Regions from separate parts of the Mus musculus genome. Here region 1 is linked to region 2. A link is a loop called in an ENCODE intact Hi-C map of the cell type or tissue named here. Cell type or tissue: heart. All regions are shown on one strand. Links, peaks and the distances in the headings refer to the core of each region. The heading gives the core; the rest is flanking DNA. Region 1 holds the start of LOC115487747 (a long non-coding RNA gene). Region 2 has its middle 52 kb from the start of Gm39461.

Region 1 (15,919 bases), core at 3,831-11,830, 1.1 Mb before region 2:
CTTTCCTTTCAGACCCCAGCTACAGCACACAGCAGTTGGTCATTAAGGCTTCTGTGGTTGCCATGGTGAGAGAGCCTCTTCTGCTGGCCTGGGCCTGTGGGATTGAACAAGGAGACATAGCCCACATTCTTTGAAGTGATTTTCACTGGTTAATCTGCTCTGCTTCAATCTCTAGGTTCTCTGTGTGTGTGTGTGTGTGTGTGTGTGTGTGTGTGTGTATGTGTGTGTGTGTATGTGTGTATGTGTGTGTGTGTATGTGTGTGTGTGTGTGTGTGTGTATGTGTGTGTGTGTGTGTGTGTGTATGTGTATGTGTGTATGTGTGTGTGTGTGTGTGTGTATGTGTGTGTGTGTATGTGTGTGTGTGTGTGTGTATGTGTGTGTGTGTATGTGTGTGTGTGTGTGTGTGTGTGTGTGTATGTGTGTGTGTGTGTGTGTGTGTGTGTGTGTATGTGTGTGTGTGTATGTGTGTGTGTGTGTATGTGTGTGTGTGTGTGTGTGTGTATGTGTGTGTGTGTGTGTGTGTGTGTGTGTGTGTGTGTTGTCATAGCTGAGCCATGCACAGGGTCACCTGGGCAGTCAGGTTCTGAAGCTGGAGCATCTGAGGTTTAAAAGGTGAGGGTCCTAGAACATGCCTGTCACCTCTTAATCGCGTTCTCACGCCCGGCCAGGAAAGACGCAACAGACCAGAATCTTCTGCGGCAAAACTTTATTGCTTACATCTTTGGGAGCCAGGAGGGCAAGCGCCCAGCGCCCAGCCCCAAAAAACGAAAAGCCCCTTCTATTACATCTTTAGGAGCCAGAGCTCCGGCGCGCGCGCTCTATTGTTTACATCTTTAGGCAGCGAGCGAGCGCAGGGCGCGCAGAGCCAGAGAGATGCCAGCGAGAGAGAAATGGCGGAAACCCCGTCCCCTTTTTTAGGAGAGTTATATTTCGCCTAGGACGCATCACTCCCTGATTGGCTGCAGCCCATGGCCGAGCTGACGGTCACGGGAAAGGTAGAGTACAAGTAGTCATAAAATACCCTTGGCACATGCGCAGATTATTTGTTTACCACTTAGAACACAGGATGTCAGCGCCATCTTGTGACGGCGAATGTGGGGGCGGCTCCCAACAGTCACCCATCCATTAGTGGCTCATGTGTTCTTAAGACAAACTCAGCAGGCTGTACCTGTCCAGAGTGAGTATAATGATCTGTTGCAGTGGATCCCAGCGTGTGGTGGGTCGGGGTGGGGCCGGCAGAGTTTGGACAGGAGTGCAGAGCTGTTTTGCCAGTTTCTGCTAAAGCCCTGTGGATGAAGAGCCTGCTAACTCCAAAGAGATGGACCCCAGTCCTACTCTTAGAGTCCCCACTGCAGAGGTCCAGGTAGGCCCCTTACTTCTATGCCCACAAATACCTGGGCTAAAGGAAAGGCATTGGCCAGCGTGTAACAAATCTGGCGGGCAGGGAAGGTTTATAAAAGAAAACCCAGGAGCCGGGAGCGGTTGCCATCCCCTGGTCTGCATCTGCAGGCTCTGTCGCCACCTAGTGGTGCGTGTGTGTATATCAGCCTCACAGGTCTGTCTCATCCTGGGTCTCATCTTGGCAAGGTCTCATCTGTCTAAGGATTGTCGCTTAAGGGGGTCGAACAGGGACACATGGGTGTCATCTGTAGGCCCAGTCTCAGATAAGGCACAGGGAGTGTTTGTCAAGGAACATGAGCGTCAGGGTCAGCGATGGACCACACATACTCTTAAAAGTAAGATGGGGGCTGGAGTGAGGGCTCAGCAGTTGGCTGCTCTTCCAAGCGGTGCTGAGTTCAATTCCCAACACCCACATGGTGGTTCACAATTGTTTCTCACCCTAGTCCCATGGGATCCTCTGCTAGGCATGCATGCATATAAAACACCCATATATAAAAAGTCCACACCTACATAAATATTTAAGAAAAGTAAGATGACTGTGCCAACTTTGCTTAGAGAGAGAGAGAGAGAGAGAGAGAGAGAGAGAGAGAGAGAGGATCACTGTAGGATTGTGTGTGCGCGCTGTGTGTGGGTGCTGTGTGTGTGGGGGGCTGTGGACGGTAAAGGACCTGGCTCTTTATTATTGCTCTTAGCCAGAACATTAGGGGAAGGATCCAGCTACCATTCCTGACAGCCGCTGCACTGTCTGATAGTCTCGCCTGCTGTCACTCCAGGCACGTGTGTAAAGATTCCTCTCTCCCTTTCTTTTATCCTTTTTGCTTTATTTTGAGGAAAGGTTTCCCTGTGTGTTGCAAGCTGGCCTGGAATTCATTATATAGACCAGTTACATACATACATACATACACACACACACACACACACACACACATACACACACACACTCACACCTACACAGCAGACACACTCATACAGAGCAAGCTAGCCTTGAATTCATTATATAGACCAGAAAACACACACAGACACACAGACACACAGACACACACACTCACACAGAGCAATCTGGCCTTGAGCTCATTATATAGACCAGAACACACACACACACAGACACACACACACACACAGCAATCTGGCCTTGAGCTCATTATATAGACCAGAACACACACACACACACCTACACAGCAGACACAAACACTCATACAGAGCAAGCTAGCCTTGAATTCATTATATAGACCAGAAAACACACACAGACACACACACACACAGACACACACACACAGACACACACACTCACACAGAGCAATCTGGCTTTGAGCTCATTATATAGACCAGAACACACACACACAGACACACACACACAGAGCAATCTGGCCTTGAGCTCATTATATAGACCAGAACACACACACACACACACACACACACACACACACACACACACAGAGCTATTGCTATTTTTCCATCTCCATTTCTCCATTTTCTGGTCATTAGAAGACGTCTTGGTCTTATCATCAGGAGAGTGATTCCCCATTTCCTGAGGGGTGCATGTGTATGTGCATGTGTGTGCGCTCGTGTTTGTGTGTATCATAGGCATTACCTTTAGTTCTGCTATAAGGAAGCCTTGCGTTTCCCTCCTGGTTATTTACCAGTCCTTTCCCCCCTGTTCTGTGTCTGTGTGGCCACATGGCCCCCTGTCAAAGCGGCCTCACTCTTGTCCTGGCTGCAGCAGTTCCTCTGAGGCTGGAGTGATGTCAGGTGTCAAGTGTGAGTTTCTCATTCTTTTATACTCTTAGTCGCCAGCATTTGGGCCTGGGCTTTCTGGTGATGGGTGTGAGATTCCTGAAGGGGTCTCACTGGAGTTTTACTCGCAGTGGGCCACAGCGATGCCCCTTGGCAGTAACTGGGGACTTAACGTGACTGCAGTAGCAGCAGGGACCCAGCTTGACCCTGGACAGGGCATGTGAGTGTTCCCTTGGCGGGGTCACTGCCCCCCACCACTCACCCCAGCTTTGTCTTCCACAGAGCACTGCAGGTCACGTGTGTGGATCACTTGCCTGATGTCTGAGACACTGCGGGCAGGCAGAGGCACTGGGGGCCTGAGACCCCAGCCAGTGGCTTCAGTAGCCTGCTCTTCCTCGGTCTGAGAACTCGCCCAGAAGCTGTCACTGATGTGATTGCAGGAACGCAGGGTGGCTGGGATGTCACATGCTGCCTCCTGAAGGAGGAGGAGGGGACGTCAGGGTCACGTTAGAAGGCTGCCTGTTGTATTAATCCACTGAAGGCAGGTCAGTCCATCTCCAGGTTGACAGATGAGGAGGCTGTCAGAGAGAAAGAGCAGAATACGGTGTGTCCCAGAGCAGGTAGAAGAGCCAGGAAGCAAACTCAGGCCACCAGGCTCCGGGAGTCCTGCTCTTACCTAATTAGGACGGGAGCCCTGTGTCAGCCCCCCACCCCCACCCCAAGTCATGTTGTGACCCTGTATTCTGGACCAGAGCTGACCTCAGGGGTCACATTTGATGCCTGCCTTCTTGGACTGTGGTGTAACAGGCCTACCATGGAAGGCTTACCTTGTGATTACTTTCAAATGAGAGTGATTAATGTTTGCTGCGCAATAATAAACGTGCTTTGAAAGCAGGAGATGCCTCCCGAGTGACCTCCGGTGAGTTTTGTAAGTCACCTAGAAAGCTGAAAGAACCCAGGGAGGGCCAAAGGCAGTTGAAAAGCCATCTCGGGGTTCTGAGATGCTCTGGTCCTCTGCAGGCTCCCCAAGTCCTTCCAGAAGGACGGGGACCCCCACCTCCTATGCACCCAGGGTGTTGCTCACCTCTAGAGTCAGCCATGTGCTGAGAGGTGAAGGAACAACAGCTCGGGGCTCAGGCCTGGGCATGCGGGGTGGGATATCCTGCAGTGGTTCACTGCCTTCAATAGACTGAGGCTTGGCTTTGCACGGAGACAAAGAACCTTCTAGAATGAAGGCACTGTCCGTAGGGAATGACCTAGATAGTCCCCGCAGGTCCTGAGTGGGCAGGTAGGTCTCCCTTGTCCAGGCTCATCCTGAAGAATAGAGCTGACTCCCTCTAGGACGTAGCCTTCCAGAGGGCTGTGGCTGTGGCTGTGTGTGTGGCTGTGGCTTTCTGCTTTGTGGTTGTAAAGGATGTTTTCCTAATATAAAGAATCCTTACCTTCCTCACAGGTGACATCCCCAGTGTCACCTGTTTAGGCACGGTGACAATATCCTTGGGAACAGGATCATTCCGGATCCCTTTTATTAGGGTGCTCACTCATCCTGTTCCCAAGGACTCCACCCTCTGACCACCTCCTCCTAACTCCGTCATCACAGGTACCAGGCACGCCACATGTGGATTTCAGGGAACACAGACACAGTGTAGTGCAGTTCTCACCGTAGGCTACACCTGTCATGATGTCATAGAGAAACAACTTCTGGGTCAACACCTTATAATCACCTGAAGCACCTTAACCAGACAGAATATCCTGCTTAATCGGAGCCAAGTAAAATACTGTGTGTGTGTGTGTGTGTGTGTGTGTGTGTGAGAGAGAGAGAGAGAGAGGGGGGGGGGAGCGAAGGGAGAGAGGGAGAGAGAGACAGACACAGAGAGAGAGACACACACACACAGACACACAGAGAGACACACACATGAGACACAGACAGACAGACAGACAGACAGAGAGAACACCTTGGTTTCAGGATACGTAGATTCTGGATAAGGCTCATATGCCCTACAAGGACTGAGGAAGGGCCCAATGTTTGTCTGTTCATCAAAGCTGAGAAAACCTTTCCCTGAGCATCCCCGAGGATCAAGGTTCCCAGGAGGCCATAATTGATTCCAGTGACAGGAGATGAGACCGGGCTGGGGACATGGCTCCGTTGGTAGAGGGTTTGTCTAGCATGCACAGGGCCCTGGGTTCGAGTCTCAGTACCACATAAAACCCAGGGTAGTGACAGTCCCAGCACTTCAGGGGTGCAGGCAGGAGGACCAGGAGTTCAAGGCCATCCTTGGTTTCATAGGATTGCACTAGCCTGGGCTATATGAGACCCGTCTCAGGAATGACATTAGCAGAGGGAAGAGGCTTATGGGGCTCAGTCCAAGGGACGCAGGTGTGTGTGCCCAGAGGCTCCATGGGATAGGCTGCCCAGTGTCATAGCCGCAGAGTTCTTCAGGCTTCGGTACCTGCGATGCTGTTTACCCTCCATTTCAGAGCTCTGATGATGCAAAAATGAACGGGCTCAGAATGCTTCCCCAAAGACTGATCGAAAAGATTCCAGAATATATTAAGCTAAATAAGAACCTTATTAATATTAGTTAATAAGCTGCTCCTTTGAAACAATCACTCAAAAGTACATCTGAGACACGCTCTTTCTTCACCTGTTTCTGTTCACCCCCAAAGTGCCATCATTACCCCAGAGCGACATTGCTATACCCGAAACTGGTGAAGGGCATGCTGGGTGGGTGGGTTGGCCCCTGGGGTATCCATGTTCCCAAAGGGTTTACCTTGTAAGAGAGACAGGAATTCAGTTATGCTGCAGGGTTCAGATGGGGCTGTGAGTGGGAAGTGTACATCATGCAGGACTTACAGGAGGAGGTGACATTTGTTTGGGGTTTTGAAGTTGACATGCAGAAAGAGGGAAAGGGGAAGGGTGACCTGACAGACGCCCTGTTTGGGGAGTTGGAATGTTGAGGATAACGTTGGGGGAAGGTAGATGAAGTGGGTACAGGGTCTGATGATCTCAACCTCTGTGGCAGAGCTGGAACTGCAAACCAGCAGGAGAGGGTAGCGCGGGACCAAGCCAGGTTTTGAGCAGAAAGTAGCAAGATCTGAGATAATTGAGGTGGGGTCAACGAGGGGAGGTGTTACTGTACTGGAAAAGCTGGTCAGAGGTCCAAGAGCCAGACTAGCAACCCATCAAGGCAGGGAGGGGCGATTCTAGTGCTTCTGGGTCCAGGGAGATGGCTGGACCCACCTAGCAAGGAAGGGGTGGCGTGGGCAAGGTCAGCTTTAGAGAAGGTGCATTCTGGGCGATCTCATCCTACAGGGCGCAGACCAGACGGCGAGGTGACTGAGGGCCTAGGACTGAGGGACAGACCCAGCTCGGGGCCTGATAAGGCAGCCGTTGGGAGCCCTGTTCTGCACCAGCATCCCGCTAAACCTTGACATTACACGTCCCTCAGCTTCGGTCCCTCAGCTTCGTCCTGCTGAGTGGTCCCCATTATGTGGAGAAGCCAGAGAGGGTGTCTAGACAGCAGACGCTCATGTGATACTTCATGAGGGCTCGGATGAAGCCCAGCCTGTAGCTGTCTTTGTCACCGTGGTCTGACTTCCCTGCTGCGCACTGGCAGTTTATGAAGCAGGTGACTTGTGAGCATAGAGCATCCACAAAAGTGAGAAGGAGACAAGGAAATGTTATGTCGCTGTGTTCCGAGGCTTCCGAGAACAGCTGTTTCTGGGAGATGGCTCGGTGGGTAAAGTGTTGGCTCTGGAGGCAGGAGGACCCAGCCAGAGCCCTAAGATCTGCTTAAAAGCCAGGCAAGGCAGGGTTATGCTCTTGGCTGCTGTAATACCAGCACTGGGGAGGCAGAGACTGGACACATCACACACACACACACACACACACACACACACACACACACACACACACAACGAGCTCACTGGCCAGCCAGCCTAGGAAAATCGGTGAGCCTGCTGGTTTACTAAGAGACCCTTATCTCAAGAACCAAGGCAGAGATCAGCAGAAGAAAATGCCCAAAGTGGACTTCTGTCCTCCACACACGCAGGCACACACGCAGGCACACACGCCCCCCCCCCAACACATGTATACACTCGCACAAGCATGCAAGTGTGTTTCTGCAAGTGGGAATGTCAGAGCTATGAGCCTCCAGGGGAGGGAGGGTTGAGAACAGTTTCTTTGTATCTGGCAGTTGGGGTGTCATTGAATAACCTTGAGTCCTGGCAGCTCCAAGGGCGAGCTGGGCACGCTGGCCTGGAAGTCAATTGCAGAAGCCAGAGCAGGGAGGGGCCCATGCAGAAGGTGCTTCCGGGAGGGAGGCCTAAGATTGGTGTGGGAGTGAAGCTAGAAAGGGCAGGGTCCACCCTGAAGGCCTCAGCCCCTCACCTGCACAATCTCTCATGCCCAAACCTAGCTAGGCATTTCTAGCCAGCTCTGTCTGCAAAGATGCCCCTCCCTCTTGAAAAATGTGCACATCTCTGTCTGATAAAACCTTGTTCCCCCTGGAGGGAGAGAAAGGAGGGAGGGAGGGAGGGAGGGAGGGAGGGAGGGAGGATGGCGTCTGGAGGCAGGAAGCCAGTGTTGGAATCCAGGCCTGGCTTTGTCCCTCTCCAATGGGCAGCTAGGGGTAGGGTGTTTCATTTCTGGGTTCTGCCTTTCCTATAGAAAAAGATCATAAAAAGAACCCATCTCCTAAGGTTGTGGTGAAAGCTGAACAAGGTCCTGTGTGCAGTGGAGCCAGCACTAGGACAGAGATTGCATGTGCAGAGCCAGCACTAGGACAGAGGGCGCCCCACTGTTCTGTCCGCCTTTACACAGCACTGCCCCCTCTCATGTCTGCAACTCTATTTTCTGCTGGAAACGGTATCAGAATATATTAAGTAGAAAATTTCAGAAATAAAGAATTTGTAAATATTGAGTGATTTTTTTAACACCCCCCCCCCAGTGTATTGTTATAATTATTCTGGTTGTTTAATAGTTATTGATAATCTCTTAATTTGCTTTTCATACTAAATTCTATCATAGTTATAAATGTGCAGGAAAATAATATAATTAGGTCTTCAGATATACACTGGTCTGGAACACTCCTCTATTTGCAAAGTATGTGTTTTTATTTTTGTGTTTTGAGTCCTTCTTGGACTGTAATTTGACTCCAAGGACCAGATCTGTCCCAGGAGGCACTTGGAATTAAATGCTGAGTTCCAGAAGGGAGTGTTAAAGCCATGGCCTGTCAGGGCTGCAGGCGGCAACTCCCACTCGGAGGCTCCATTCCTTCCCACAGCCTGGACTCGCAGCTGCCTTGCTGTCTCTCTGTTGCCCCATCCCTGCATAATTCAGGCAGGCTGATAGGCCTGCTACTCAGGTGGTGCCCTCTCTGCCCCATAGCTCTTGAGAAACCTGTAGGCTCTGAGCACATTGCTAGAGGAGAGGGCGGTGCCTGGGTTATGACCTCTCTCAGAGTTGGAACAGGGTCTCCGAACATCCTCCAGGGCAGATTCCAGGTCAGCCCTGGAGGGTGTCGCATGCCTTGACAGATGGTGTCCGGCTGTAGGCTCCTGCCCCACGTCCTGGAATGAAGGCTTGGCAGCCCTGTTTTCTCCAGGGACAGTTGACACTGGGAACCCTGGACATTGTCCCTGAGCTCAGGGCATGCGTCTCGCGACCATTCGCAAACTGACCACTTGATGGCGCTGTGGCTCCACCGTGTGCCTGCTTTCTCCTCCGGGCCCCTGGCTGAGCTGCAGTGGTCATCCAGGCGCCCGACTGTGCCCTGGCTGCTGGTGGGGCGCAGCGCCTGACGCCTGCCCGTTCTGCTTGAGCACAAATGCAGAGCTCAGAGCTAGTTTCTCCTGCAGCGAAGGAAGTTTGGGGTGTTGGTATTGTGTTCTGTGCTGTGTGTTCCTGCAGCTTCCCCAGCAGCGGGTCAGACGCCCTAGTGTGCTAAAGAACGGTTTAGAGCCATCTGCATCCTGACCTGGTGGTGATCACTGTCTTTGGGGCAGAAGTGATAGCTAGTCTGAACTCTTGTCTAGAGTTTGTACTTAGGAGAGAAAGCTAGCTAAACACAGAATGGAAGAAGGGTAGGAAGAGGAGGAAGAAGAGGAAGAGGAGGAGGAGAAGGAGGAGAAGGGGGGGGCGGGGGAAGAAGAGGAGGAAGGAGGAGAGATTGGAAACTCTTTCCTAGATGAGCTTTGCAGTCATTCTGTGTCAAACCCTTCAAGGGGCGACCGAAAACAAAGAGCCTCCGTGAGTTTGCCTTAGAAATAGTTCTCTCCGAGGTCTATTCTGGTTGCACAAATGTGTACCCCTTCCACCCCTGAGCAGGGTCACTTCATTCATTCCGTTTTCAGTGCACACCCACTCACTGCGGAGCCAAGGGGTTTCCTCACAAGCTTGTTTGTAGATGTTGTTTTAAAAGCACGTCCTTCTTTGGGGTTTCTGTACGCAGAGGCAGGGGTTTGGGTCACCCGGGTCTCACTGAAGCTATGGTTTGGGGGGGGGGGAGGGGGGCGGGGGGCGTTTGGAAGAAGGTGATAAGATTGTCTCTTACAGGGAAAGCCAAATGAAGAGCTAAGCTCCTGATTGGAAGTGCTTTCCTTTTTGTAGCTCCATTTAAGACCAGGACTGTTCTCAGGAAAACAGAGTAGGTTCTGAGTTCAGGCCTCTCTTCTGGGGCTCCTCTCCCAGAAGCCCTCTGTCTCTGTGGAGGTCAGAGCCTTTCCCAGCTGCCTGGGCCAGTGACTGAGAGGCGAGTCCCAGGGGTCACTGCACCAGACCCTTGCCCCCCTGGAACAAATGCAGCCGGCTGGTGGGGGTGGGGGTGGGGGCTGGGGGCTGGGCTGCTCCTCCTAGATCTGCCTGCCCCTAGGGCCAGGCACAGTGTGGGGCCTGAGCTAGACTTGTCCAGAGGCAGGCAGGGCTAAGGGAGGTTGTGACCCCACCCCAGCTGGGGAGGGCAGTGGGAAAGGAGGAACCTGGAGAAGCTGTCCTAGCCAAGCAGGCTAACTCCCAGCTTCCCCTGGGCCAGAGGGCCCCCTGTCGCCTGGCAAAGGACAATTTGTACTTTTATTCTTACGCTATCCTAAGGCTCACTCACCTGCAAGTGTACTATCTGGTGCCTCACAGAGGCTCAGGAGTTGTGTGGCTTCTCAAAAAAGAGAAAGGAGACCACGGAAAGAGAGGCAGGAACGGAAAGGAGACCCACCATCAGTCACTGCAGCACGTGGACCCCCATGATAGCCCAGGAAAGCCCAGCGTGTCCGCTGTGTCCACACGGCCCCGAGCAGCTCTGTGCGAATGTGGCTCTTCAGCCATGCAGAGCTCTTGATTACCAAGACAGGAACTCACAGACACTCACAGTTCAGGTTTCAAGATGGAATACATCCATTTCAGTTACAGGGTGTGTGTGAAGAGCATGGAGTTGGTGGCCAGTCTCTTCCCTATATTAGAGTTCTGGAATCCATCTTGAGTTGGTTTTTGTCTACGGGACGGAGTTTCCTAAAAGACCATTGGTTACAGAAGTGCTTCCTGTGAGATAAGAGCTTTGCTTCGGTCTTGCTGTTTAGTCCTCCCAAGACCCCAGCAACTCCCTTGTGGTCACCTCTGGATGCCTGTGACACTGAGGCCCTGACCGACAGCTCTCTGCCTGATCAAGCAGATGTGACATCTGAGAGCCAGACTCGAGGCCCTGCTGCAAGGCCTCCATTGCCTTCCTCATGCTACCCTACCTCGTGTGGTCTGAGTCGGAGCCTTGTGGCTTTCTCCTCTGGTCATGGGTGGCTCTTCCCACTCAGACTCTGTGCGAGAAGCTACCCTGGAGGTTTGGACAGAGGAAGTTCAGGGGCATTCATCAAGGAAACCTCAGTTTGGGATATATGCCCTGCCAAGGTGACATGTGCTCTGTGTGTGTGTGTGTGTTCTACTGTGTCTTACCTGTGCTAGTGAATACCATTATTTTCAGGTACATGTATGTTTTGTGGGTGGTTTGCATGTGTGTGTGTGTGTGTGTGTGAGAGAGAGAGAGAGAGAGAGATAGAGAGAGATTGTCTGTATCTGTGTCTCTTTCTCTCTCTGACTCTGTGTGTGTGTGTGTGTGTGTGTGTGTGTTTACAAGCCTTATTCTGGGAATTGGAAGCTAGGAGATGTAACCAGGCAGAGGGTAGAGAACTTTTCTAGGCAGGTGGAGCTGTGGGGAGGAGAAGAGGCAGCCGCCAGGTCAGGCCAGGGCAGATGCAGGTCTTGGGTAGCTTCTGGGGCATCCCGCCTGACAGCGCTTGTCTGCTGAGGCTCCCCAGATGTCTTTCAAGAAGAAAAAGTCCTTTCATTGGAGAGGCTTCACAGGGCAATGCCTGAGGTGACACTTGGGTGTGAATGAGCTTCAGTCTGAAGTGCCATCCATCAGGGGAACACGAATGACTCAGCCCCTTCCACTTGGGAAGGGTGAAGATGGTACTGAGTGACAGCTATGGGTGGGCCATGAGAGGAAGCAGCCCCACAGCTCCACAGCCCCACAGTCTGAGGGACCGGCTTTGGAAGCTTGGTGACCACATTTGCCCTCTTCTGGGTCAGGTGTCCAAGGGGAGGGGCTTTTGGTAGACTGCTGTCAACCACAGCTGTCTGAGTCTCTCCACTGGCCGCCACTCCTGCAGGACTTGCTAACCAAGGCTGTCTCTTTTGCACTGTTTGACAAAGCACGGGAGAGAGTGGTCTATTTTATAGTTTTGATTGTGAGTCTAACCTCTAGTGGCTAAGCCATCCCTCCAGCCCTATGGTCTATTCTTAATGACATACACACTTGTTATAAAAGAGTCAGTCTCCATGGAGACAGGAACCATTGGAAGCCAGGGCTTAGGCTAGGCAATTGATCCCCGAATCACCACTGGGACTGGTCTCCATCTTTGTGTACCAAGAGATAGTCGCCCCCCCCCCCCCGTTAGCTCAGCTCTGCCCTGCAGATAACTCTACAGCTATCCTTTTAGGAGCAAGCGTCTCCAGATGATGCCAGCATATCCTGTCTGTCTGGGGTGAGGAGCCGATGCTTCAGGGTCACATGGAAACTCCTCCCATGTGCCTGGCTATGAGACCTTGGTTACATCCTTGGGTGTGCCCTCCTGGGAACAACCTGGCTGTGGGTGGGGCCCATCTGTGGTAAGAACAGCTCTTTGTGAAGCGTTGAGGAAGACTGTCCTTAGGGGTCTTTGGGTCAGGATGCTATAAATGACTGTCCATGCAGATGTCCCCCTCATCCACCAGGACACAATTCAAGACCTCTGTGGACACTTGGAACTGTGAACAATACTGAACGCTACTGGTCCAATATTCTTCCTGGACACACGTACTTCCGATAAAGCATGCTGTCTGGATGCCAGAGATGAACATTAGTTTGACATCAGAACAGTTACAGTAGCGCCGTGGGATAGCAGAAGTTATGTGGATGCCATCTCTCTCCGAAGGTCTTACTGAGCTATAGTGCCCCATCTTCTGTTGACGATCTGGCATCCACATCTATTGATGATGAGGTGCCGTGAGGTAGATGGCGTGAGTATGTGGTGTGACGTTAGCCTTCTGCCAATGTATAGTGAGCTTATGGGTAGCGGTGATGGTGATGGCCTGGCTGTGGTCTGCCGGCTCCCTGGGCTGGAGAATGTCCTTTTTGATGTGTAGCGTGTGTCGTCTTAGATCTATCTAACCGTGTAAAATCTCACACCCAAACGTGAGGTTGACACATAGGAGTGTCTCAGCTCTTCTTCTCAGGGAGCCCTCAATTGCTGAAGATCTTCTGGGCTGACACAGAGTGCCCACTGCTGAGCCCTGGGGGGATGCACAGAAGCCCCGGGGACAGCCCCCGCCCCGGACAGACCATTCCTGTGGAACTTTTGTACCATATTTCTCAAAGTATCATGGTGGTCTGGGGCCACGTGGGAATGTGGGGAGCTCTCTGGACAGAAGAGAGCATTGCCAGCGAATGCTTGATCTGTTTGGAAGCAAACAGTCCCATAGGATGCTGGGTTCCATATTCTCTGATACATTTGACCTCCCGGAAACATGTCTAAGCAGGAAGGAGCCCACGTGATAGATGCCGGCAGCCAGCATGCTTGTCTACACTTCTCTGGGTCTAACAAACTAGCTCCTGTCCCCGGTCTGCACATGGTCAGCCCTCAGCCTAGCCTGTGCTCTCCATGCATGGGTCATCTCTAGCCAGTCGGAGTTACAGCTCGAGACCCTTTCTTCTCAGGGATGGACAGAGCTTATAGCAAACTTCCTGGGTTTAAGACTTGAGCCTCTTGGGAATCTGTCACAGCTTGCAGCCTGCCTTCCTCTGAGGTACTCTCTACACACGGCATGGAGAGGTGCTCGGACCGGGGGAATATCACCAACCATACTCTAAACAGAATGTCTCCTGGACATCATGGTCCTTCAGCTGTGGGGCTTATTTTAATGGTCTTCCTCCCCTGCCCCTTGCCATTGACAGTGTGCCTGTTTGCTGAGCACAGTGTGGTCCTATAATGCACTTCTAGGAACCCATCTTCGAGTTTCACAGCGGGCTCTGGAGGACTTGGGTCCTATGGTTTCAATAGTTGAAACAAAATTCTTCAAACTGAACTGGTGTCCTGTAAAGGGGGGGGCGGGGCGTTTGGCAGTCCCCAGCCTGAGGTTTGGTCTTCCTGGGCAGATAATTCTTCAGATACCTGTCTCTCCATGAGAAGGACGAAAGGACTGTGAGACCTTGCTGGCCAGTAGCGTCCCAGGGCTTCCTCTCTGTGATGGAGGACAAACTTCTTAAGCCTTGCTGAAGGCAAGGGGCTATGGGGCGTGGGGAGTTAGGGAGACCTCCTTTGAAAGCTTAGCTGGAGGCCCTGGGGACCCTAGACAGGAAAGCCATAAGGTTTTGATGTGACTTTAGGGTGTGGCCTCTTCTAAAACCATGGCAGCTAATGCTGCCACCTGTGACTCCCCCCACCCCCAAGTCCAGAACTTTCGAGACCTCCCCTGTGGCTTAGTTGTTTACATGGCTGTTGGCCATGGCTGTTTTGGCTTACTCTCTTCTGTCATACTTATTTCTCTTTCCGCACTAACAGTGTGTGTGTGTGTGTGTGTGAGGTTCCTACTGATCAAAACGTCCATCTCCTCCCCTGTAAAATGAGGAGGAGCCCTGCAAACTGGCCTGCACACAGCGTGCCGAACCAGGAAGTGGGGTCCCGAGAAGGGGTCAGACTGATAGCAACTCCCATCTTTCTGCTTACCAACACCACCGCTTCCCTCTCACCCCTCCTCTGGGTTTACCCGTATTCTTCTTGTAGCTTTTGTCATGCTAAAATAAGAACTTTGGGTTGGTGATTGTCAGGGGAGACCTTGATGCCCCTGCCATCCTTGTGAAGCAGGGGGGTGTTGTTTGGAACACATCTCTATACAGATTTCATTTCAGGGATGGCTTGCAGTTTGGTTTCTGCCATTTGAAGCTTGGCTTTGAGCTTCGAATACTCAGCCGCATCACCGAAAGCTAGTGTGCTTTGTTGTCAGAGCAGTTCTTTTAAAAATTGATTTTGATTCCTTCAGTGTTCTTCCATGGGTTGAACGAGGATCTCTAATCCTTGGACGCATAAAACTATTTACCCAGGCATATGTGGAAGGCACTTTTGTTAAGGGGGTGGGGGTGGGCAGAGTGGTCAGTTTTCTACAGAGAAAAGAGATGGCGGTGGTGGTATTTAATCAAAATGCCTAAGCTATCACCTCCCCCCCACCCCCACCCCCCAGCCCCTGCAAGTCTGCTTTTAAAGTTGAAACACCCTAGTGTGCTACCCTGAAGTGAGCTGACGTACCTTGGAAGTGTGGAGTTGGCCTGAACATGTCTTGGCAACTTAGACATTGCTTGGCTGTTTCTTTATTGAGTTTTGTTTTAGATTCTCGGGAATTTCGCATTCCGTTTCACCTTGCGATGGCAGCGTGTCCAGCTACCTGTGACTCTCCGCTGTTGCCTAGCTATTCCTTAGGAAGGCAGACAGAGAATGTTCCCTCTCAGGCTGCCTTCCTCTCTGAACGTATGTGTGGGTCTAGGCCCGAGCCCTGGCATCCAGAGGATGTGTTCTGGTTCCTCCCGTTGGCTTGTGTGCTTGGCCAGCATTTTCCCACCGTGTGGAAAATTCCTGAGCCACAGAGGCAACATGGTTACAGATTTTGTTCTTCTCTCCTGAGCCCCAGATGTCCCTGCACTCAGGGGTGGGAGGAGAGGACTTGGGGTTCTTTTCTGAAGACAGAGCTGGGAGTGACAGGGAACGGAGTGACAATGTCCTGGTGATAGCTGGGAGGAGAGATAGCGGCTTGAAGCATTGTAACAACTGTGCTGTTCTTTTTAGTTCTTCCCTGTGTGATCTCTTCTGGCTCTTCGGGAGGTAACACTTTAAAGCTCGGAGACGATGCGACCTGCCTCTTCCTGGCCTAGCGCATTGCCTCTTGGTCCTCGGCAACCAGGGAACTATTCTCTGTCCCCATATTCTCCCCTGGGGGTTATCTGAACATGTCACAGGACCCTCCTGGTAGTTAACTGATCTGCAAGTTGTGTAGACAGAATCCAGTTGCTAAAACCAAGAGGAGACTAGGGATAGGGTAGTTTTCACACTGCCAGAGACAGACTACTCTGGGAAACTAGAGTTTTTGTTTTACTAAATAGGAAAATGATGTATAGGGCTGTTTTGCTTGAATGTATTTCTATGCTCTGTGTGCATACAGTGGCCAGAAGAGGGCGTTGGGTTCCCTGGAGCTGGAATAAAAGATTTTCGTGA
Region 2 (15,919 bases), core at 5,348-13,347:
ATGAATGCAGGCTTGTGTTTTTCTGCCTGGGTAGAACATGATTCAATTAACTTAAGAAAACAAAAACAAAACTGAAAACAACAGCAAGCTGTATTCCTAAGGTTTACTTCTACATTTTGCATCTTGTTTTCTCCAATGTAACCACACCTCCAATTCCTGTTGATTACTCTAGTGAGAAGGAGGAAAGAACGAAAATAAGAAAGAAAGATGCCGGAGAATGGTCATCAGTTTCTTACCAGCCACCTAGGTTGGAACAAAGAACAAGCATTTTCTACTTCGGAAATTTCTTCTCAATTGGCCTCTTCCTGTTTCATTTAGAGCTTGCTGTCCACTGATCAAAAGACATAATAACTGGGAAATGCCCATTCCTGCAGTTCCTATGTTTTTAAAACAATAAATGCATAAAATGTACATGGGCATATATAAACACTTAGGGAAACAATATAAAAATGTGAATATATGATAGATAATAAACATTGTATACAGAGACATTAGTAGTTATTTCTCAGGATGCTTAGAGCACTAGTAGGGCATTTAATAACCTCAAATCCAGAACTAACACGATTTCTTAGTTTATCTTTTCTCTCTTGCAACTACACTAACTGTCTGTGTGACAGCTCGGCAGATGTATATAGCTTGCCATTACCCCTGTGACTTTCTCCGTGCTTTAAAGAAGTTATCTTTCCTTAACTTAGACAGATATCACTCATTTTATGATGATTATTGTTCTCATGTCAAGGTGCATTAAAACATTTCTGTTCTCTCTTGCATGCCGTCTTATTCCTTGACTTTTCCTGATGGTACCATCGCGCATGCGCCTTTGCAACTCTCCGCAGCTACACACGTGGGAGCAGAGGTGCCTGTTGAGTGTCTTTCTCAGTCAAACTTCAGGTTTTGTTTGTTTGTTTTTTGTTTTTTGTTTTTGGCAGAGTCGCAACCTAAACTTTGAGCTTGCTGATTGGTTAGGTTGGCTGGCTAGGGAACTCCCTAATTCCTGGGAATTAGTCACCTCAGCACAGAGGTCACAAATGAGTGCCACCATGACTAGGTTTTGACATAGGTAGCAGGGGTCCAAAACCCGGACTCAAGCCCTTATGCTCACACAACAAGCATTTCATCCACTGAGCCTTCTCTCCAGCCCACAGTAACACTTTTCTAGGCTCCTTTAATAAGACATGAATGTGTCGCTTTTAGAGTAAAACATAAAGTGAAAATATTGGGGGGCGGGGGGTCTTATTGACAACCTGTTCTGACTTTCAAGATGGTGGTAGCCAGGAAGAGAAGAGGGTGTGAACTGCCGTGCCCGGCAGTAGAGAGAGGGCAGGTCTATGATAACAGGTCTGGAGTAAAGGCAAGCTATATGTGCCTCTTTTTAGGTTAGTGGGCTTAGAATCGAAATAGTCTGATACTCAGGCCGGATCCAGGCGTCAGTGAGTACAAAGTCCAAATCCTGGCTCTCAAATTGGCCAGTTTCTTTGTGTTTATCTGTTATGGCTCCCTTTGGGACTTTCAAGGTTTATTTCTACGGTGCCAAATGGCCGTGTTAGCGACATACATCACAGACATGTTGAGCATGCCCATTTTTCTATAAATTAATTCTTGTAGGTGTTTATTTGGGCTGGAATGATTTCACCCCAGAGTTGGTTTGTTCACGGTTTCTCTATTGATTTTTCTCAGATGTTTGGATATCGCATACACCGGGTCATCTTAAATAACATTTCTTTGTTGTTCTCTCTTCTCCCTACAAATCGCTGGCCAGTCATCAAGCCACCTTAGTGCCCTCCCCTGAATTGCCAGCTCCTCCCTTGTGTCTAGTAGTCTAACATATGCACACTTTGATAAGTCACAGTATCCACACTGCTGAGTGCCATGGAACTCTGTTTGTCCTTCAGGTACTAATTTGAAGTCGCAGTGCCTGTTAGAGGACATCTTTCATGTTTGTCTCTGGGCTCACTATCTTCGAACCTTGTACCATTGGCTCTATTATGGTCCTAGAGCTTCCAGCTATTGATGGGAAGCAGAGACATGTGAAGATGTATGCCATTTTAGTTACAGGTCTTCAAGGATGGCACCCTGCTTTACCTAAACATAGCACATCGCTAAGGCATAGTCTCCGATACCTGCTGGGATGCAAGAAGCACTGAGGAATAGGTGTGCCTGGGTAGGCACACTTCCCAGGGATACAGTCATAAAGACCTGTCCCCAGAGAGAGGCTGCTTCTTCTGGCTTGGATCTTGGTCCTGGGTTTCATGCAATCGTTTACACTCCTTACAACTGACCACTTTGGAAAAAAAATGTTGACACAAACTCTAGGCTTCTTGATTTTGGAATCAACTTTGCTTTGATTTTATGCTCAATGTTCTTATTGGTGAGGATTAGGTCTCACTGTCATTCCTGAATGAGTCACTGAAGCCGGGAGAATGGGATTCATGAGAGTCTATCTGAAATTAAGACCAATGTCAATTTGGCCCAAAGTAGATGGGACAAAGTTTCAAGGGGCCATGGAGGTAACTTTTCTCAAGAGCTACTGGGGTAAGGTGTGTAACCCTGATCATGTTGTTCCCATCAACACACATATCTTGTGTACTCCTTATTTCTCTTCTGTTCTCTTCTCTACTGTTAGCCTAGTGGCAACCTAGTGGCTTTCTCTGCTTAGGAACCACCACGATGCTACTCATATGCATGTCCTGTAGTAGCTAGGACCAGGAACTCTTCTATGGCAAGAACTGAGTGAAGGATTTGTCCAATTGGCTTGAGCCTTTAAGGATGATGTAAGCAGGAACATGCCCGTACCTGAGTGCCTTAAGTTTACAATATAAAGTATCTTCCCTTTTTGCCCTTTCAGGGTCCTCCCAGTTACCTCTAAGCATGCTTTTACATGAAAGGCAACCAAAGATCAAAGTCCTCCTACTGGAGCAGGTGGACAGAGCTAAGACAGGAACTCCTGCCAGAGAGCTCACAAGGAAGACCACACTGGTACCACGACTGCCTATCAGAAATGTCTGAATCCAACCAGAAAGTATTTTATTTGAGTTCAGACAACTCGGACACAGCTGCTTGGGGTTTTTCTGCCAGTGTTTTACCTACCCCAGTTGCTACTGAAAACAGTTTGCAATTCATCTGAGGATTCTTTATATACTCCCCGAAGTATACGTAGCATTTAATTGGAAAACCATCAAATAAAGACTTCGGGGCCATGTGAAAGGACCACCTTGGTGCCAACTTTGAGCAACTGGCCTCTGTGGTTTTGCCCTGTATGGATGCTGACACAAAGATACTCCTGTAGTAAAATATACTTTGCCACCTTTCTAGACAAGCAACCTCAACTCCACTGACTGGTTTGGGAAGGTGAGGGGCAGGCAGTTGTGTCTCAAATCAGTTTAGGAAACAGAGTAAGCTCGAAAATTAGGTATTTTATTCATCAAGAGGAACCTGAACTTAGGAGCTGGGAGCAGGAAGGTTTACTCTTATTTCTTTTTTCATATGTTCATGCATGTTGGTGTGTGTGCCTTTGTGTGTCTCTGTGTTTCTGTGTATGTATGTGTATTTGTGTGTGTATGTGTATATGTGTGTGTATGTATGTTTATGTGTGTGTTTGTGTATATGTGTAGATGTGTGTGTTTGTGTATGTGTGAAGGCCAGAAGGCATCTCCTTGGCTGATGTTCCTCAGGCACCCTCTGCCTTCTTTATGAAACTGGGTCTCTCATTGGTCAGGTACTCTCCAAAGAAATCAGGCTGTGTTAGCCATTACTTCCCAGGAATTCACACATCTCTGCCTTCCCAGCACTAGGATAACAGAAGCTTACTACCACACCAGCTTTTAAAAACACCTATTTTCTGTGAATGGAACTCGCATCTTCTGGCTCAAAAAAACAAGTACTTTACCAACTGAACCATCTTCCTAACCCAGGTTTCCCTCCTTTTAAAAAATTGTTTATTTAAGAATTTCATATGTGAGTAATGGACTTTCATTGTATCCATTCCTTCTTACCATCCAAAGCCTCTCAGGTTCCCCTAACATCCCAGCTTCAAATTAGTCTTCTCCTTTAACAACAACAACAACAACAACAACAACAACACACACACACACACACACACACACACACACACACACACACACTCGTACATGCTCACATATGTATATGCACCTATGCACACTTACATACATACCCACAGGCACACACCCTCCCCATCCCCTCCACAGGCACACATGCATACACACACACAGACATATGAATGCAGAGATATTTGAGCCTTATTGGGTGCATGGCTGAAGTAGACATGGATGCAAGTTTCCTTTCTTATTGAAAAAAATAACTGGAGAAAGGTGGGGAGGAAGAAGGAAAGGGAAAGATAAAAGAGGAAAAGAGAGCTACAGAAAAAGAAAGAGAGGGAGGGGGAACAAAAGGATTCTAGTTCTCTTCAAAATCTATTTGCATGTATCAAGTCTGATTGGAGGGGGGGGGTTGTATCTCAAAAAGTATAGTTAAGAAACATTATCACAGTTTAATTTCTACCCATTGTCTGAGTTGGGAGCCGACAACATCCGCCACAATCACACTAGGTAATGATGTCTTTAAATTTGAAAAAGGAGCATCTCTCTCCTGAAACTAGGTTGAAGATCCCAGAACACCTTTAGGCAATCTCTTGGGGGAAAGTCTGTCAGCCAAGCCATGGAGAAAGAGGGCCAACAGTGGTGTTACCCGCACACAGGGTGGTAAAGACAATTACCCATCATGTGTCCTCACTATGTACACAGTTTGCTTTGCCATGGCTTCTTATGAACAAAAACTGCCTGTGTCACAGTAGAAAGGGGAGGAGGCTGGAAAAACTAGCAAAGGGGAGTTTCTTTTTTTTCTTTTTCTTTTTTTTTTTTTCTTCTTCAAGAGCCAGCCTGGCACCAAAAACATAATGTAGTGTGCAGGTATTTGATTTGATAGAAAACCTGCTTTGATTTAAATTAAAAAAAAAAAAAGGTTCTTGACAAGGTCGTAATTCATTGAGAGAGGCCAAGCCTGCAGCTTAAGTTTGACACCCCCCTCCAACCTAAACCATAACTGGTTTTAGGTGATCCCCTGTGAGGGTAGCGTGTTGCAGCTGGCAGAAAAATAAACAGCCTAGAGACCTGTATTAGTCTCTCTCTTTCCCTCTCCTTCCCTCCCTCCCTTCCTCCATCCTTCCCTCCATCCCTCCCTCCATCCCTCTCTCTATCTCGACCTCCCTCTGCCCCCCCCCCAACCCTACCGCCTTGTTTCCATTTATGCCAGGAGCTAAGGGAAAGAGTTACACATTCCTGAGTGCCCCTTTGGTTTCCCTAAGCTCACAAAATCTATGTCCTGCTGAGGGAGGGAACCAAACGTGTAAGAGATGGGAGCAGGCACAGAACCAGCAGCCACCTCAGACAGCATGGCCTGGAACTCCTCTCTCAGGCTGGCTTCAGTGAGGAACTGGCTCTGATTGCCCACATGGCATCACTCTTTCTCAACAGCTCTGAAGATGGGCTGTCCATCCATGAGTTCCCATTAACAGACGGGCACATGCATTAAGGAAGACTTGACATTGTGGGAACTGTGTGTCTTATTTTGCAGAACAGGATCAAGAGCTACTAACCTATCTTAGAGCCAATATTTCTTGCAAAATATTATAAGCAAGATCTTTCCCCAAGTGCACGTAGCCCAACTCTTTTTTTTTTTTTTAAGCTGACTGCTGCTATGGTTTACCACCCATGTACTTGCCAGAACCTCTAAATTACTTACATTATGACATCATCCTTCCCTGTGCATGTTCTTGTCACGTTGCATAAATACACCCTCGCCGGCCTGCTTCTTTAATCTTTTTCTGTCCACAGCGTATATCACAAGATGACTTCAGGAGACAGATGATTCCACAATAATGCACAAAATCATGGGAGTTGCACTTGGTCTCCATGACAACGTGAAAATATAAAACATTAAAGAGGGTGAAAGAAAACAACACCATCCCAGTGACATTAAAAAAAAAATGAGGCTAATTCGATACTTAGAGCAGGTTTTTATGTCTTCTTACCACTGAGTTACCACACGTACATGATGCCTTTAAGCACACACACACACACACACACACACACACACACACACACACACACACGGAATGGACATTTTTTTGCCAAACCCATTTGTCTCCTTCCCAGACACCCTGATTCACCAGTCTCTGGACAGGCAATGGTAACTGCAGCAGCAGGGACGCATCGCATGCCTGTGAACTAGAGTATAATAAAATTCTAGTATAACAGTGTGTTGAATGTTTACTTTGGCCAGGCTGCCTTCCCAAATCCCCCTTTCAACTAATATTTTAAAATGTGGAAAGACATTAAAATGGAGATAAATTCAAGGCTCTTTCTGAGAGCAAGCACCTCTTATACTGAGGATTCTGGGCTCTATCTGCTCTGTTCTCTTCAAATTCTCTTCATTTTGATGCTTATTGTGGCCAGGGAGTTCAAGCCACTGCCTGTCTGTTTGGCTCTGAAGTAAGAAAGCAAACCAGGCAGGGTCAGGGTTCCTGTTCTCACCAATTTTGTTCCTTGGAAAATGGAATTCAGTGACACTTATCATGGGTGCTTCAGGGAATAACAGAATGAAAATTCAAGCTTCAGGAACCAAGCGATGTTGGAAATGTCAATCTGCTTTGGGAGATGAAGATGGGCTATGTTTCTGGGGGTGAGCGAGAGTCTCTGTATCTTTCTGTGTAGAAGAGACTGTAGGTAAAGGAGAGAAATGGACAGACCAGAGAAAGTGAGGTTCATTGTTATTAGAAAAGTAGATTCTTAGAGAAAGAATGGCTGATATCATAAGGGTAATTGAGAGAGGGGGAGCTGGAGATGTGCATGACATTAAAGGAGAAGAAGCATTAAAATTTGGGTATGTGTTTACTAAGTGACCAGTAAGAAGGAGCAGTGGTTATTATTGTCTTTAGTGTTGTCGTCATCATCATCATCATGATCGTCATCATCGTGTTGGATGTATGCTATATGCATACATTTGTGTGCACGTATGCACATGTGCATATGGAAGAGGATGCAGGTGTGCTTAGCACTCACGTGGAGAAGTCAACATTATGTGTCTTCTCAAACACTCCCGACATTAATTTTTGGGGAGACATAGTCTCTCATCCAGTCTAGAACTCACCAAGTCAGCTATACTGTATTAAAAAAACAAACATGCATTTGGAGACCGGAGCAAGGTTTGTTGATTATTTACTGTGTGCACAATTCTTTGAAAATAAACTACAATAAAGGACCGCATGGAATGACTCGGAGAAAATTTTTTGCTTTCTTACTTATTTGTTTAACGGTTATGACTATTCCTCCTTAACATGTAATAATTGTATTCCCTGGCTTCCCAATGGTGAGTGTGTAATGTGGTTGGTTGGGTTTGGGGAAAGAATAACCAACAGTTGAACACACAACTGATCAGTGTGGGTAGTGCCAGGAAAGAAGGAGCTGGACAGGGCAGCTGTTGTGGCAACTCCTCCTTCGTCCATTAACTCACCTTACGTCATTTCAATCGCCCAAAACGTACTAAGGCCTGAAAACTCTTTTAAGTGAAAAGTTCCAGAACAAACTAATATATGTTTTGAACCTGGCCCTCATCTGAGTACCGCGACTCAAATCTCCTACTACTTTTTGGCTTCACTTCGCCCCATACAGAAATCATACAGTGACCCTATGTCTCCACACTGTAAATGCTGCCCGGTTGTCAGTTATCTGTCTCACTTACCAAATCAGCTCTCTGGGGGATTACAGTGCCTGGGTCTAAGTTACTGTTTGACATATTGGTCTCAAAGCACAAGAGTCATGATGGGGCATGACACATTTAGTTGTGTCAAAAGAGACACAGGTGCCCCCTTTAAACGAAACAAAGGTCAAAGTCCCGAACATAAAAATGAATGAAAAATAACCTGTGCCTCTACAGAAGTCATGGCCACTGAACGTAAGTGTTTCCAAAGCAAGCGGAATAGAACGATAGCCGTTTGTGTGGTCTTTGGTTTCAGGCATTCACTGAAGACCTTGGAGTGTGTCCTGCTCTGATTTAGGAGTTCATGTAGCCCAAGGGGACAGTGCTTCTACAGTGTCTACACTAAGAATACAGAAAGGTGTGAAGGTGTCACATATACCTAGAGTACTGGGATGGACCTATGAAGCAGGAATAGAATCGCAAACAGGGCACGGGAGACTTGCTATGCTAAAAACAGAGCTTTGTAGTTGGTGTAAAATTGGCAGTGAGAGATTATTTTTCAATTGCAGAAGCTGAGAAAACACTTGTGGTCAGTTAAGCAAAGTGTTAGATAGTGGGGTGCGTGTGTGTGTGTGTGTGTGTGTGTGTGTGTGTGTATTGTATATGTGTGTCAGAGTGTTTGCATGTAAGTGTGCTTATGGAATTCAGCTTGACTTAAGATGTCTTACTCTCCCATTTGCCACCTTATTATTATTATTATTTTAAAACTCTTCTCAATGATAAAAGAATCTCTGGTGGAATCACCATGCCTGACCTAAAGCTGTACTCGCCACCTTATTTTTTGAGACAGGGTCCCTCACTGAGTCTTGAGTTTTCTGGCTAGGATTGATTGATGACACGGGAGCACCTAGGATCTGCCTGCCTCCAAATCCACCCCTTCCCTGGCATTAAGGCTCCAGATGATTTCCCTGCCACTGCATCCAGATTTTTTCCATGAGTGTTATAGATACAAACCCAGGTCCTCTTGCTTGAGCAACAAGCACTTTATCCAGTGAACCAGCTCCAGTAAGCATCGTTTGTCAAACACTTAGAGGAGTGAGGTAGATGTTAGCGTACACAGAAACTAATGGAAGCTACTCTGGTAAAGGAGAGGGTGTAGCCATACAGAGGGCCTTAGGCTTTTATTGAAACTTCGATGGGAAGTCGCTGCTAGATTTGATACCTGGCGTGCTTAAAAGTGTTATGCAGAAACCCAGGTAGCTTTTTATCCCAAAATACATCATTAGAATTCACACAACAGTACTGCTTCAAATGCCTAGTGCGCAAAGCTAGTAGTATGCCTTTGAAGGGTACAGAGGGTTCAACTTCTCTTGTATGCTTGTCCAGTGAGCTACAACTCTACAATGAAAAGGACTAAGCTACTAATACCGGCAAAAGTGTCAGGGTATCTCAAAATTATAATATTTGAGTAGAAGAAGCATGGTGTGAAGTCTAATGTGTGATTTCATAAGTATAAAGAAAAAAATACTCCCGCCCCGCCCCCCAATCTGATAGGATTGGCTACTTCTAGGGAGGGGAGTAACTAGGGTCTGGTCATCTTTCTATTTTTGATCGGAATGATAGAATGATATGGATGTGCCTGTAAATTTTTAGATGAATATGATACAATTATACATGCACACAGGCATATACCACATATGCATACACAGCACACACATGCACACATACCACATACACATATGCATACACACACCACACCACACAAAGATATACAGTACACACACACACACACGCTCATCCCACATACACAAACATACACACAAACACATACCTCACACACACACACACACGCCCATCCCCCCACACACGCCCATCCCCCACACACAAACATACACACAAACACACACCTCACACAGACGAGTGTGCTTCCTACTACACAGAAAATAGGAGAAAGATGGTGTAGAGCAGAAGTTGTTCTAAATCTTACCTCCTTCTTTCAACTTCTTCTAGAAATGGATAGCAGATACACTAGGAACATTCTCCTCTCTAGGATGATGTCTTAGCTATGATACTACTGACATTTGTAACTGGATAATCCTGGGTTAGTTACTCTTGTTGGTGTATAAGAAGGGGGTGAAATGTTGTAGTGACATGCCTCCAACCACTAGAGGTCAGTAGCAGCATCCAGCCCTAGTTGCTCTTTTTTTTTTTAATTGCGTTATTTTTAATTTTTGAGAGTATAATTTCATCACGATCCCCTTCCCTCTCCTCCCTCCAACTCTCTCACATACATCTCATTTATATTTCTCAAATTCATGCCTTTTGGATTTCATTTCATTACAATATACAAAAGAGCTTCATTCAAATTATTGCCATTAGTTATATGTAGCCCACATATTTTTATTCTGTAGTAAAATCTTATCTGTTCATTTATGAATTTATCTATTGAAGTGTTGATTGCCTTCAGACAAGCGCTATTTTAATAAGTTTCTATAAACATTTCTTTCATTTTAATGCATGATATTTTAGGGCTGTTATGTTCAATAATTTTTTTTAAAAAAATCAGTACTATACTGCTTGTAGTGTCTGATAAACACAGGCTTCTATATTTTTCTCTTGGATATTTGCATGGTAATGTTTATACATTGGAGTGATTCTAAAAATATAGAATGTTATACTTAGATGCAAATGTGTATTAACTTTGCTGTTCCTTTTTTCCATAGTGTTAACAATCAAATCTGTCTCCTGATTCTCGGGACAAAATTGTCTGAGTTGAGACTCATTTAAGCATGAGTAGTAATTTACAGCATTCATTGAAGACATACTATGTGTGAGCTTCTCCCCCAAAAGCCTTACTGCCAACACAGTTCTTCAAAAACAATCCTTATATGTACTTTTTCTTCTTTGCTTTGCAATGGAAAAACTGAACACTAAATATTTTAGCCAAGTTTGACCAAGTGCCTAAGTAACAGGCAACAGACTAGGACTTACATCATATTAGTCTCTCTCTCTCTCTCTCTCTCTCTCTCTCTCTCTCTCTCTCTCTCCCTCTCTCTTTCCCATGAGTGTTAATATGGCCATGTGCATACCATCTTATAAATGTGCAGGTCAGAGATCAAACTTGGATGCAGGTCTTAGCCTTTTGCTTTGTTTGAGACAGGGTCTCTTCTTTGTTGCATGTACCAGGTGAGCTGCCAAGGAATTTCTGGACTCCCACTTTGCTACAGTACCATATTAACTACAGGGGAACCCAGCTTACATGGGTTCTGGGGACTTAAACTTAGGTTCCCAGGTGGAAGCATGTTGCTCCATTAGCAGCAGTTGTTTCTTCTTCTTCTTCTTCTTCTTCTTCTTCTTCTTCTTCTTCTTCTTCTTCTTCTTCTTCTTCTTCTTCTTCTTCTTCTTCTTCTTCTTCTTCTTCTTCTTCTTCTTCTTTTTCTTCTTCTTCTTCTCCTCCTCCTCCTCCTCCTCCTCCTCCTCCTCCTCCTCCTTCTTCTTCTTCTTCTTCTTCTTCTTCTCCTTCTTTTCCTTCTTCTCCTTCTTCTCCTTCTTCTCCTTCTTCTTTTCCTTCTTCTCCTTCTCCTTCTCCTTCTCCTTCTCCTTCTCCTTCTCCTCCTTCCCCTTCCCCTTCCCCTTCCCCTTCCCCTTCCCCTTCCCCTTCCCCTCCTCCTCCTCCTCCTCCTCCTCCTCCTCCTCCTCCTCCTCCTCCTCCTCCTCCTCCTTCTTCTTATTTTTCAAGACAGGGTTTCTATGTGTAGCCTTGGTTTCCTGGAACTCATTCTGTAGACTAGGCTGGCCTCAAACTCACAAGGGTCCTCCTGCCTCTGCCTCCGAAGTACTGGGATTAAAGAAAGGTAGGTGCCTCCACTGCCTTGTGCCATCAACTTCTTAAATATGTTCTTCATCACATGGGGTGAGTAATTAGTGTATTCCAGGACAATATGATTTCTACTACAGCCCATTTGCACATCCTTCCATTATTTCAAGTTTCTCAAAGTCAGGATTCATGTTCTATTACATATTATGAGAGTCAAACTTAATAACTAAGTAATAGTATGACTCACGGGTTACACCTTAATAAAACTTCAAGAGCTCACTGAGACCAATGTGATTATTGGACAAATTATTCCATTATTTAAACAGAGGGGAAATATATTTATATTTTACAATTGCCTAGAGTTATATATAAAACTAGCTTCTGGCCCTTTAATTACAGATAAAGGTGAAACCACCAATGAGGCTCTTGAATAAAGAAGCATCATCCACAGTTGAAAAGGCCTTACTGCAGGCTCTACATTCAGGAGTCTTCTTTTCTGCATACATTTCTGTGTTGCTGATTAAACAATATCTGAAGCAAAAGAGAGCCAAATATCAAACAGTACATGTCAAATAAAACATTGTAAAGAGAATGTCCACCATTCAGTGGCATTGTGGATTCTCTTCTAATATTCATTGCAAATACAATTTTTATAAGATCATGGGTTGTATTTTTTACTGTGCATGCCTCCGTTGTTTGTCTGTGTCCCTGAAGAATGTGGGCTGCCATATCTAGGACACGTTTTTCTTCCAGAATTCTGACCTTCTCATGGCAGATAAATGCATTTAATCAGTTTAATCTAGCAGATAGTTGGTTAGAATCAAAATACAGGATCACATAAAATTAGCACTATGAATGAATTTGGATTTGTAAGTCGATCACCTACAGAATGGAAGGAGAGAGAGGGTGAGAGAGAGAGAGAGAGAGAGAGAGAGAGAGAGAGAGAGAGAGAGAGGAAAAAGGGAAGAGAAGAGAAAGTGGAAAGGGGATGAACAGGAAGGATGGAAGAAAAAGAATTGGCCAGAAGGAAAAGATAACGTGAGAATGAGTGATATGTTGATCTTCTAGTGAGTGTGTGGCTATATATGCTCACAGATGCACACAGATGCACACAGATGCTCACAGATGCACACAGATGCTCACAGATGCACACAGATGCACACAGATGCTCACAGATGCACACAGATGCACACAGATGCACACAGATGCTCACAGATGCTCACAGATGCACACAGATGCTCATCGATGCACACAGATGCTCACAGATGCACACAGATGCTCACAGATGCTCACATATAACTTATCTTCATTGAAATGAGAGTTTATGAAATAAATCTTAAAGATATGAATTATGAATGTCTTTGAAAGGTTTGTGTAGGGCCGTTGTTTGTTCTATACAATGCAGGAATTGAACTTATTCTTGGTCCTGTATATACCTGACAACTGATCTACCATTGAGTTGTGACTTTAGTGGTCATGCACTTGATATATTCTGTGGCAGGTTTTTTTGTTGTTGTTGTTGTTATTCTTTCATCATAAAAAGTTTAAATTAATTATCAAGGAAGTGTGAATTTTTAATATACTTTTACTTACTTTTTAATATTTCATACTTGTATACAAGATATTTATATTTCAAACACTAACATCTTATCCCCCTCAACTTGCCGCCTGTATCTACCAACCTGCTTCTCACACTATTTAGTTTGTTCATTTATTATTATTGTTGTTATTATTAATGGGCCCCTGAGCCCAATTAGTGCAGAGCACACCTGTGGAGCCTACCACTGGGTAGCCTAGTACTGGCCACATGTCTGAAAGAAAAGTGACTCTCTTTCCCTTTACAATAAAGAATGCCATGAGCTTCTCAGTGCAATGGGAACTCCTTCTCCATTCTTTCTGAAATCTTGACTGAGTTGATTTTGTGTAGGTTAACCATAGCTGCTTTGGGTTGATGTGGATATGTTCTGCCCAGGATCCATCATTTCAGAACTCTCTTTCTCATCTTCCACCTCTTTCTTTTTCCTGCCTACTTTTCTACCATGTTTCTGAGTCTTGAATGGGGTTAGGCTGATCAATATGATAAGTCTACAGTTCGGCACTCTCAGTCACCGAGTCTTGGCACTTTGAGCAGTCATAATCTTTACATTGACTACTATGCATTGCAAAGGAAGCTTCTCTCATTGCAGTCAACAGCAGGACAAATTTATTAATATAAATGTAAATATTGAGAAAGTAGTTTGACAGCATGAACATTTAGCACCACCAGTAAGTTCCCCACTTGACTCTATGATATCCATAGTCATAGCTTTGACCAGGCACACCATATAAGACATGAAGTCCTTCTGTAGACCAGGCCTCAACTCCAAACAGAAGGCAGTGGGTTACACCCATTAAATCCCTGTTACTATTAAAGGACTCACTTGAATGTCATATAGAGAAACACTGGTTTACTGAGAAAGGAGATACTGAAACAAAATTAAGTTAAATTTCTATTTTGGAGTCTTACAAAAACAAGCTGCTCAAGGACCCTGTTCCTCTGAGGTAAATATTTTGATGATTGGCAATAAGATAGAGAATCTGTTAAGAGGATATCCCCAGAGCAGCATGTCCAGAGGCACCTTGGAATATGTCAGGGTTGTCACCTCACGCACCAAAATCCACAAATCAAGACTTGCAACAATGGCCAAAACCATGGGTATCCAGTGATGTTGGAAGGAATGGCCATAAAGCTATGTTATGTGGTAGGTATTGGTCTGTGAAGTTTGGCAAAAGCCCCCCCCCCCCCCCCCCCCGCCCCCAAGGGCTCATCCTAAATCATTTTGTTTTTGCCCTGTAAGGGAAGGTTATGTAATTTGTTATTTTCTAGTCTTTAGCTCTGTTGGGAGTAAAAGTGGACCTTGCTCACGTTTGGAAATTATAAGTGCTTATAACAAACTTGGTTGGTTCTGTCCATTTGATTGACCTTTGTGTTTCTCATGCCTCCTCAGAAAAGCAAGCCCACTTTAGGCCAGCGCTTCTCACCCTCTCTAATGCTGCTATCCTTTAGTACAGTTCCTCATGTTGTGATGACCCACAACCATCAAATTATGTTTGTTGTACTTCACAACTGTAATCTTGCTACTGTTAAGACTCATAATGTAACTTTCTGATATGTAGCATATCTGATATGTGGCCCTATGAAAGGGTCATTAGGCCCCCGAAGGGTTTGAGACCCACAGGATGAGAACTGCTGCCTTAGATGAAAGTGAACCTTCCCTAGCTAGGAACTGGGTCCCTGCTTGATTCAACCTATCAGGGTTGTTTAGCTCTTGACTATCATCACTGAGTGCAGTTTAAGTCTACCAGCAAGTCTTAACATCTATGATTGGGTCAGACACATCTGCTTTTCTATTTAACAACAATGAGGAAGCACACAGCCTTATTGTCACTGGCAGACTTCCATGACCTGGGGTCATGGGATTAGGGATGGAGGGACTTTTGACTTATAATACAGCTAATGCTGTGAAGACAGAGCAAAGCAATTCAAGTATGCAAGTGATGACAATTTGTGACTGTTGCTTCTTTGATATCCATTGAGGCCCTTCCTATGCATAGAGCTCTTGTTATATAATCCCATAAATCCTCTTTATTGTGTAAGCCGTTTGAAATGAATTCTCTGAGACTTACATCTTGAGGAGCCTTAAGACATTCAATATTACATAGGGAGTTGTATTAGTAAGACTGAAGTTCTGCATGAAACATCAAGAGGCATCTTTGAGAGTGCTCCCTAACCTCTGGAAACTGGTGACCCCAAGCAAACTGGATCTGCTTCTATGTATAAACATTTGTCAGAGAGATTTTCCAAAATATAATGGGAGAGTAGGGAGGTTGCTCAGTGATTAAGAGCTTTTACTGCTCTTGCAGCAGGCCTGAGTTAGGTTCCCAGCACCCAGCACCCACCTATATCTCTAGCTCCAGAAGTACCTGGTGCCCTCTTCTGGTCTGTGAGTGCTCATCACTATACACAGACACACAGTTAAAACCTGGACACTGGGATGTGATATAGACACTGCACATCAGTATTAGTGTTCCAGTGACTCAGGTGTCATGAAGAAGAGGAGGCAGAAACATTTAAGAGTCAGCGTGGTGAAAGACGCCAAGGAAAGTGCTGATGGACATATGAACTCACAAAGATGATGGCATGTGTAAGACCTACACAAGTTCAAACCAGATAAAATCAAACCAGCATAAAGATGGAGAAATGGACACAAATTCCCATCCTCTACCAAGAAGCTATTTACAATTTATTGCTGCTGGGTGAGGTAAAAACAATTTCCTTCAATGGGGTGACACTGGCTATGTTAGCCACACTGCACAGACAGGCTGTATATCAGGAAGAGTTGTATGATT

What was found. Peaks named below come from ENCODE experiments on the same cell type or tissue, not always from the same donor. Only the 100,000 strongest peaks of a DNase experiment are listed, where the experiment ranks them.
Region 1: a loop joins it to region 2, with 3 times the contacts of the local background. A loop is called at or near these places in 3 of 42 quality-filtered maps.

What each region holds. Positions count from the first base shown.
Region 1 is chr11:113,158,212-113,174,130 of GRCm38, reverse strand. The region is part of intron 1 of 2610035D17Rik (RIKEN cDNA 2610035D17 gene); the gene reads left to right. It overlaps LOC115487747 (a long non-coding RNA gene), which reads left to right and starts at 1,048. Exons shown (of 2, transcript XR_003949613.1): 1 at 1,048-1,178. In heart, for the core only: no CTCF peak of the experiment used is centred there; a DNase peak (open chromatin) is centred at 8,760; H3K4me3 peaks cover 1,021 bases; H3K27ac peaks cover 3,364 bases; H3K27me3 peaks cover 1,038 bases.
Region 2 is chr11:112,097,414-112,113,332 of GRCm38, reverse strand. No RefSeq gene overlaps it. Among named protein-coding and RNA genes, the nearest start is that of Gm39461, 52 kb to the left of the region's middle. In heart, for the core only: a CTCF peak has its summit at 9,874 (motif pointing right); no DNase peak of the experiment used is centred there.